Linked DNA regions of Homo sapiens: regions 2 and 3 are each linked to region 1. The links are chromatin contacts, found by Hi-C in ENCODE. All regions are on one chromosome and are shown on one strand. The core of a region is the stretch at or near the end of the contact, and the rest is flanking DNA. Distances in the headings are between cores, read along the strand shown. Region 1 holds the start of ASB1 (ankyrin repeat and SOCS box containing 1). Region 2 holds the start of DUSP28 (dual specificity phosphatase 28). Region 3 holds the start of CAPN10-DT (CAPN10 divergent transcript).

Region 1 (2,700 bases), core at 68-2,567:
ACACAGTACTGTATTTGTCTTTTTGTGGCTGGCTTATCTCACTCAGCATAACGTCTTCAAGGTCATCCGTGTTGTGACGTGTGTCAGGATTCCCTTCCTTTCTAAGGCTGAGTACGAATCCATTGTATGGACGGACAGCATTTCCTTTCTAAGGCTGAGTACGATTCCATTGTATGGATGGACGGCATTTCGTTTATCCATTCATCCATCCAACAACACGTGAGGCGGCTTCAGGCTTCGGAGTTGCTGAAGCTCCGAGTTCGGGATGTGCAGCTGTGGTGGAGCCAGGGGCTGGGCACACCCCTGGCTCCTGGCCTGGCAGCGTCATCATCGGAGTCACCTGTCCCTCATGCCAGTGGTGCTCTCTGCTGTCATCAAGACCAAACACCACTGTAGGAAGTACCCCCACTCCCGCCTCCAACCCCCACAGGGCCTGCCAGGTCTGCCCCCAGTGGGCCCCCTGGTGCATCTGGGCCACCCAGGGCCAGCCTCAGCAGGGGCACTCGCGGGGCTGCGCCTGCGGCTTCCCTTACTCCAGTCTGGAATGTTGTACACACGGATGAGCCAGCAGCTCACGCCCACGACTGCTGGGGTCTCCGGACTCCCTCATCAGCCTCCTGCTGTGCTGTGTACAAATCCTCCTCCTGCATGAGGCCCCGCTGTCTAACTCAGCAGGGGAGAATGGGAGGAGCCAAGGGAATCCGTGCTTTAGGACCAACACCAATACTCATGGTGGGACGACGCTGCGATATTTGAAGTTGGGAGTGTGCAAGAAATGTTACTCGGTTGTTCACGAATGCATTCATTTATTCAATGAACTTCGCGTCAGCCACTGGCTGTCATCAGTTACCGACCTGATTGAGGGCTTCATGGAAGGGATTTGGAGGAGCATTCATCTAAAACCACAGCACGCTGCGACGCTCAGCCCTGCAGTGGGCCCTCACCAGTCCCCGCGCCTCCGAATCCACCCTCCCGGGGCTGCTCGTGGCTAGCGGGGGGCACCTGCGGGGACCAAGCCAGCCCGGCCGAGGCCCGGGTCCCGCCCGCCACGGCCCTCGGGGCCCCGCCCACATCTGGCAGAAGCCACGCCCCGTCCGTGTGGGTGGGGACGGCCCGCCGGACCGAAATTCCCAGACTGCTGCCTCAGGCAACGGGCTTTCCGACTCCTTGGCTTCTTATGTGAGGAAACCACAGCGCGGCCGGCATCCAGAGAGTCGGTTAGCCGCGAAGTTCCCGCCGGACGAAGGGACCAGCCAGCGCCCTGCTAGACAGCGAGGCCGGAAGCGGAGGCGTGGCCCCTGCGCGGCCCCGGAAACCAGTGAGGCCGGCGCGCGCCCGCCGGAAGCCGCGACCCCGACGCGCCCCCCATTGCCCTCGGCGCCGGAAGTGGTCGCGGGTCGTTCTGCTTCCTGCCCGAGGGGCGTGCGCGGGTCAGGGGCGGCCGCGGAGGCGGAAGCATCCATGGCGGAGGGCGGCAGCCCAGACGGGCGGGCAGGGCCGGGCTCCGCAGGTAACGTGCGCGCGGCCACTGGGCCGCGGGGCGTGTGGGGATGGCGAAGGGCTGGCTCCGGCGTCCCTGCCGAGGTCCTGCGTCCTCGTCCCGGGCTGGCCGGGTCCACGGGGCAGCCAGGGAGCCGCACCCTGCAGGCCGGGGGTGGGGTTCAGCGCGGCTCGCAGTGCTGGGCGACCCCACCACGGACGCGCTGCCCTCTCCTCGGCCTCGAGTGCAGTCCCCGCGCTAGATTTTCTTTCCGGTGGAACTTGCTCGTAACTTCCTTCCCGTTAGCCGATACAGATTTGATATGACCCAACCGCAAAAGTAGGACGTGGGCCACCTTCCAGCTCTGAGCGCACGGATCAGGAAAGCCAGCCAGAGGGTAGCCCTAGGGAGGGCAGGCACTTTTTCACCATTCTGCCGCCCACGGCGTGTCCGGTGGTACAGCGGGGGGCAGCCTTCCCACCCACCACAGGCACAGACCAGGGACAACGGGGACGCCGTCTCCAGCGAGCTCGTCAGTGACACAACATGTCCAGGGGCCTTTGGCCCACCAGCAAGGGAGGCAGATAGAAAGGCTCACACCCACCTTCCAAAATAACTGTCCTACTTAGGGTCTCCACCTTGCAGTGTCCCTACCATGCAGATGTGAAGGAAGCGGTCAGGACAGGTTCCCGTTTCCCGGTGGTGTGGTGGGAGTTCCTTCTTGCTGGATTTCTGAGCTTGCCATTCGCGCCAATAGTTTCGTGTGTTCTGGGCTTTCTTTACATGCCTATATTTGTCTTTGGAGGGGTTCCTCTCCTACTTAGTAATAAACCAATACATTTCTTAAACATCTTAAAAGATTGACTTGGAGACTGGTGCAGATAGGCTTTTCCATCCATCCCTCCCTCTGCACCTCCTTCCAATCATTTAACAGACTTGTATTGAAGACCTGCTGTTGGCTAGACCCAGCAGAGGATACTGCAGTGACCAGAAAAAGCCAGACAAAGCATCTACCATCCTGGGCTTTGGTTGGCGTTGACTTTGACTTCAGAGACAGCCAGGACCTTAGGGTCTAGGATGTCATCTCATGTGAGAGTGAGAGACGGAATGATGCGTGTTCCGTGGGAAAAAGAGGACCAACAGCTACTTCCCAGTATAAAGAGAGTTCCTGGGGAATAAACACTGGCTTTGTCGGCTGCACAGGTCTCCTTTTTTTTTGA
Region 2 (2,700 bases), core at 177-2,676, 2.1 Mb after region 1:
TCATGTAGTCTATTATTTCTCTAAAAACTAAAATGCTGATCATGACCCACAGAATTGATTTCACAACCCACATTAGTTGTGAATTACAACTTGCTAAGGAGTCAGAACCAACATGTAGAAACCCTCTGTTCTTAGCAAGCACATTCTGGTTACACTGTGGGGGACTAGCACCAAGTCCAGGAGACAGAGGCTGGCCCAGACTAAGTGTGGCAATGAGATGCAGAGACACTTAGGATGAATTGGTTCCCAATCCATTACCTCAATGGAGTGGGAGCATGATGGTTCAAGTAGCAGGCTTTGGAGCAGAAAACCCACCTCAACCATCCTCCAACCGTAAAGGGTGATGATGATTCATGAAACAGTCCAGGAGGAGGAGGGACTTCAGGTTTTGTTTGATTCATTTCAGTGGCCCAACAGTGGCATCAAGGACCTTGGCTCTCCCATCTCCTCTGCTTTCACCCAAGGCTGGCTTCCCCTTATGGCCATGAGAGAACAGAGGAGCCTTCCAAAGTGCTCTCTCCTTCATGGGTTATTAGACACCAAGCTCATTCCCAGAGCAGTCACGGGAGTGTGGCCTTCACTTTTGGCCAGAGACAGAGCCAACTCCTAGAAAGCGGAGGGAGACAGTGTCCCAACCTAATCAATGGCTCCCATGAACGCCAGGGAAAAAAAGGGAATTCCACTCCTCCATCCTAGGAAAGTTGGAGTCCTTCCTTAGGGTGGAGGAAGTGGGAAACAGATGCTGATAAGACCTCCACGGAGGTGATGTCTGGAGCTGCAACCAGGGAAGACCTGGCTGCAGACATATTTGAGTCTTTAGCTCAAGAGTGAACCCCAGGCTGCAATAAAGATCTGACAGTTACCAATGCTAGAAGGCTGATGGACAAAGCAATGACGATAACCCAGAGAGAGACTGTATGCAACTGAAACTTCAATTGCTAAATGTCTGTAGGGCTGTTGAGACAGTTGCTTTTCAGTGTATCCATTGCCTGAAAATTACCAGATGTCAGAAAAATTGAAGGAGTCTTAAATGGCAATTTCATGGACATTAAGTGATATTAAATTTTTTAAAGTTACAATGCTGACCCCAATAAATTACTTAGAAACAGCAAAAGGAATAGTGTGGTCTATGAAGAAGTGATGAAAATAGAAATTAGTTTTATTTTATGAGCCATGTGTTATAATACATAGAAAAAAATGCACCAATTACAAAGCGGGCCACAAAAAGGAATAAACGTAAAGCCGACAACGCAGTCACTAGGGAAAGGGTGAAGACACGGGAACCACGCAGCCCGCCGTCCACGTGCACCGGGTAGCCACGGGGCCCTAGCCGAACGACGCGGACGCGAAGTGGGCGGGCCCGGCCAAGCCACGCCTCCGCGCCAGACGCCGCAGTAGAGCGGGCAGGGCGCTGCGCCCAAGAGCCACAGACGCAAGCCCAGTGCCACAGGCCGCGGGGGCGGGGAGGACGGCGCCCGGGGACAGAGAACATGGGACGCAGAGCGGTCCAAGGCCCCGGCGCCCTGGTGAGGCCCAAACCTCCCGCCATGCCCCGGCCCCAACGAGACCCAAGCCCCCTGTCCCGGCCCAGCGCCCGCGGGGGACCCAAGCCCCAGCCTGGTCCACCTCGGAGGCCTCTAGGACCCGGGGGCGCCCGGCGGCCCGCCCGGCTCCCACAAATAGACTCCTGGGCGGGCGCCTGAGCCCCCAAAATAGATCCTCAGGGCCCAAAAGCAGACTCTTCGGCGGGCGCCATGGGACCGGCAGAAGCTGGGCGCCGCGGGGCCGCCTCGCCCGTACCTCCACCGTTGGTGCGCGTCGCGCCCTCACTCTTCCTCGGGAGCGCGCGAGCCGCGGGCGCGGAGGAGCAGCTGGCGCGCGCGGGAGTCACGCTGTGCGTCAACGTCTCCCGCCAGCAGCCCGGCCCGCGCGCGCCCGGCGTGGCAGAGCTGCGCGTGCCCGTGTTCGACGACCCGGCTGAGGACCTGCTGGCGCACCTGGAGCCCACGTGCGCCGCCATGGAGGCCGCGGTGCGCGCCGGCGGCGCCTGCCTAGTCTACTGCAAGAACGGCCGCAGCCGCTCGGCCGCCGTCTGCACCGCGTACCTCATGCGGCACCGCGGCCTCAGCCTGGCGAAGGCCTTCCAGGTGGGCGGGCCTTTAGGGGGGCGGTGTTTCGAGAGGGGCGTGTCTTCCGGGGACGAGTTTTCCGGGCGGGGCCGGCTTCGGGATTGGGACAGGCACTTCCGGGAGGGGCGGGTCTCTCTCGTGAGGGCGGGCTTAGGGAAGCAGAGAGGCACTTCCGGGTTGGGCGGGGCCCACTCTTACAGCTGGGCCCGCCTTGGCCCCTGCTGGCCATTAGCGCGACTTGGGGTTATTCAGTACACTTCTTGTTTGCAGATGGTGAAGAGCGCTCGCCCGGTAGCAGAACCGAACCCGGGCTTCTGGTCTCAGCTCCAGAAGTATGAGGAGGCCCTCCAGGCCCAGTCCTGCCTGCAGGGAGAGCCCCCAGCCTTAGGGTTGGGCCCTGAGGCTTGAAGCTTGAAGGCCTGCTGCCTGGAGGAAGGATGTCCCTGCACTGATACAGAAGGCTGGTCTTTACCCTTCTTCCTCACTGTCATATCGAGTTTTCCTTTGTGTGTGTGTGTGTGAAACATAGTGCTTTTAATTTTATATTTCCGGCTGAGGTGATGCACAAATT
Region 3 (2,700 bases), core at 132-2,631, 2.2 Mb after region 1:
TGGCAATCTGGCTACAGGCATGGGCCCAGCCTTGGACACAGATGTGGCCACAGGAAGCTGTTAGCTCTCCAGATCTGATCAGCCTGGGAGAGCGGCACAACAAAGGCTCCCAAAGGAGAGTCGGGATCCTCAGCTAGCCTCAGCTCTGCTACCCACCCATATGTGCCCAGAACAGGAAAGATACGTGTTTCTTACTCCTCCGGGACTCCTAGGTGAAGCTGAGACCAGGCTCTTCTTGAGTCCTCTCAGCTATGGTGCAACCACCAGCCTAGCAAGGAATCAGAAACATCTTCCGGAAGAGTCAGCACCATAGAGGGTGCTGAATGGGCAATGAAGCATCCCGGAGATGAAACATCTGGGCAGTGAGGCATCCCACAGGTGTTGGGCTATGCAGTCACTCCCTTTCTCAGACCGAGGCAAGTACATAAGCACTCTGGGCCCCTAATCAGGGGCCTGGGGCCAGGTGGGATGAAAACAGCAGTGTCCTGCCACCTGAACAACTGCTACTCACGCAGGCCCCACCTGGCCTCTCAGAGGGAGGAACCTGGGACTCCTGAACCAGATTCAGTTTCTCCTTCAACAGCCGGGACTTTTCGCTCCTGACTGCAGAAAAACAGCTTCAATGTGACCATCCTTGATAGTCCGAGGCTGAGTAAAATGGCCTGAGGAGGCAAAATCTGAAAAGCTCTATTAGGTGGCAAACTGCTGTCACTAGAAGAGTTGAGGCCCCCTTCTCCTCCCCTGCCTGACCGCCTTCATTCCTGGGAATGGAACAGGTTCTTGGGGCAAGGGTGAATCCTCGAGCAGGTCCCAGGATCACTATCCTCACCTCCCCGCGGCACTGAATGGCTATAGCTGTAAATGTGCGTCCACGGGGTCACTGTCCAGCCACCAGGACCAGGTGCCTGGCCATCTGGGGAATCGGAAAACGCTCAGCGGGATGCTCTGGCCACCTCCCCTGCCCCCAGTTAAGATGTAGAGCGTTCAACCTAAAATGCCTAGAAACAAAGCCCAGGCCCGGGAAGGTCGAACGAGTGCGACGCCGCTCCCTCAAGCTCTTCCCTCGGAGCCGTCTCATTTCCCAAAACTCCCAAACACATCACAGAGAGAGGTGTTGAGCCAGGTGGTCACTCCCTTTTCCAGAACCACAGCAAGAAGTTGAGCCTGCTGGGCTCCTAACGAAGGCCCTGGGGCCCGGTGGGATGAAAAGCCCTATTAGGTAGCAAACAGCTGTCACTAGAGGGGTTGAGGCCCCCTTCTCCCCTGCCTGACGACGACGGCGGCAGGAACTCGACCGGCGCCGGACAGCTCGCAACTTGCCTTACCAAGCGTAAATCTCGGTTCCTCCCAACTACCCGCGGCCACGGCCTCCGCAGCAGAGCGCCGGAAGCAGAGACGCGTTTCGGGAGGAAGGTGCATGCTGGGAGCGGCGGCGCATGCTGGGAGCTGTAGTCTGCGACGCAACTCGGCCGAGGTGGCTCCCTGGTCCCTGAAGCTCCCAGAGCCCGCGTGTTCAGGCGGTCCCGACACCCCGGCCCGAGCCTCACCGGCTGGAGGACTGAACGCCTGCCGGCCCTCCGGGTATGAGCGGAGGCCGGGATAGCCCTGGGCTCCGCCGCCCCCGGAAGGAAAAAATACAGTGCGGTCCGCCGCCCGACCACGAAAGAGCGGAGCTCGGGAGCCCCGCCCCCTGGGCCTCCGACGTCCGTGGCGCTTTCCGTCGCGCGAGTGCGATTGGGCCGCCTGTCACGTGACCCGAGACCCCACGCCCGGTTGGCTGCCGCCTGGTTACCAATGGGAGACTAGCGGGCCGGCGTACTGGCCTGGTCCAGCACCTGCGGGGCCCTCGGGCTTGGAGGGCTGGGCCGGGCGGGGAACGGGCGGGGCGGGCCGGAGGCGGCGGCGGCTGACTCGCCTTCTCTCCGGGGCTGCGACCCCGAGGCAACCGGCTGCAGATGGGAGCCCGCGGAGCCGAGGATGCGGGCGGGCCGGGGCGCGACGCCGGCGAGGGAGCTGTTCCGGGACGCCGCCTTCCCCGCCGCGGACTCCTCGCTCTTCTGCGACTTGTCTACGCCGCTGGCCCAGTTCCGCGAGGACATCACGTGGAGGCGGCCCCAGGTGGGGCCGTGTGGGGTGCGGTGGGCGCCGTTTCTGGTTTCTGAGATCTCCGCTCCTCGCAGGGAGCGGGGCGGGGTGGGCGGCCAGGGTAGCTCCGAACGCAGGGTCCGCCGTTGTTCTCCTCAGAAGTGGGCGCCCGGCCCCCTCTTTTCGTACCTCCTTCATACCCCCGCCCAGAACGAGCAGGACTCGGCGCTACCCTAAGGACGCTAAACTAGGTCGTGGCCTCCGCCTGCGAGAGCTCCAATCCAGGAGGCTCAGAGCGCTGCGAGAGGCGTTTTAACAGAGCCCCAAACCCCGCCCCACCTGTTTGCTTTCGCCCTGAAGAGCGTTTGTGTCTGCTCCTCCCGCAGAGAGGGCCGCTCGTGCCCCTCTGAAGTGGCTAGGCCGAGCCCACAAAGCAAAGCGTGATAGAATTTCAGTTTTGGATTTTGTGCACCTGCCTTTCCAGTTGTAACACCTAGAAATGGCACCTCCAAGGGATGCCCTGGCCGAGTGCTGTGTTCATATTTTTAGAAATGGTTTATCTGCTGAATAAGACTGCCCAGGGAGCAACCTTGCCCTAAGTGGATGCGGTCTTAG

What was found. Hi-C counts contacts between places; a loop is a spot of excess contacts on that map. Pooled maps may share reads with other maps.
Region 2: a loop to region 1 is called in a map of CD8-positive, alpha-beta T cell, with 6 times the contacts of the local background. The contact joins the promoter of DUSP28 here to the promoter of ASB1 in region 1. A Hi-C loop is called at or near these places in 1 of 168 maps with a recorded cell type or tissue (CD8-positive, alpha-beta T cell), 2 of 37 single-sample maps with no recorded cell type and 9 of 50 pooled maps.
Region 3: a map of CD8-positive, alpha-beta T cell shows a loop between it and region 1 (13-fold over the local background). The contact joins the promoter of CAPN10-DT here to the promoter of ASB1 in region 1. A Hi-C loop is called at or near these places in 2 of 168 maps with a recorded cell type or tissue (both CD8-positive, alpha-beta T cell), 1 of 37 single-sample maps with no recorded cell type and 4 of 50 pooled maps.

Annotation. Positions count from the first base shown.
Region 1 is chr2:238,425,610-238,428,309 of GRCh38, forward strand. It overlaps ASB1 (ankyrin repeat and SOCS box containing 1), which reads left to right and starts at 1,318. Exons shown (of 5, transcript NM_001040445.3): 1 at 1,318-1,510. The coding sequence starts at 1,462. LOC124908002 (a long non-coding RNA gene) reads right to left here and starts at 1,285. Exons shown (of 2, transcript XR_007088163.1): 1 at 1-1,285. RefSeq lists enhancers at 1-434, 1,947-2,066 and silencers at 767-1,156, 1,177-1,696.
Region 2 is chr2:240,558,931-240,561,630 of GRCh38, forward strand. DUSP28 (dual specificity phosphatase 28) reads left to right here and starts at 1,427. Exons shown (of 2, transcript NM_001370465.2): 1 at 1,427-2,147; 2 at 2,400-2,700. The coding sequence starts at 1,755. The coding sequence ends at 2,537. It also overlaps a transcript of ANKMY1 not described here. RefSeq lists silencers at 1,276-1,685, 1,866-1,915 and enhancers at 2,012-2,153, 2,186-2,255, 2,286-2,645.
Region 3 is chr2:240,584,935-240,587,634 of GRCh38, forward strand. CAPN10-DT (CAPN10 divergent transcript) reads right to left here and starts at 1,382. Exons shown (of 1, transcript NR_103792.1): 1 at 1-1,382. CAPN10 (calpain 10) reads left to right here and starts at 1,800. Exons shown (of 12, transcript NM_023083.4): 1 at 1,800-2,118. The coding sequence starts at 1,978. RefSeq lists enhancers at 1-356, 1,347-1,526, 1,578-1,872, 1,811-2,637 and a silencer at 1,837-2,066.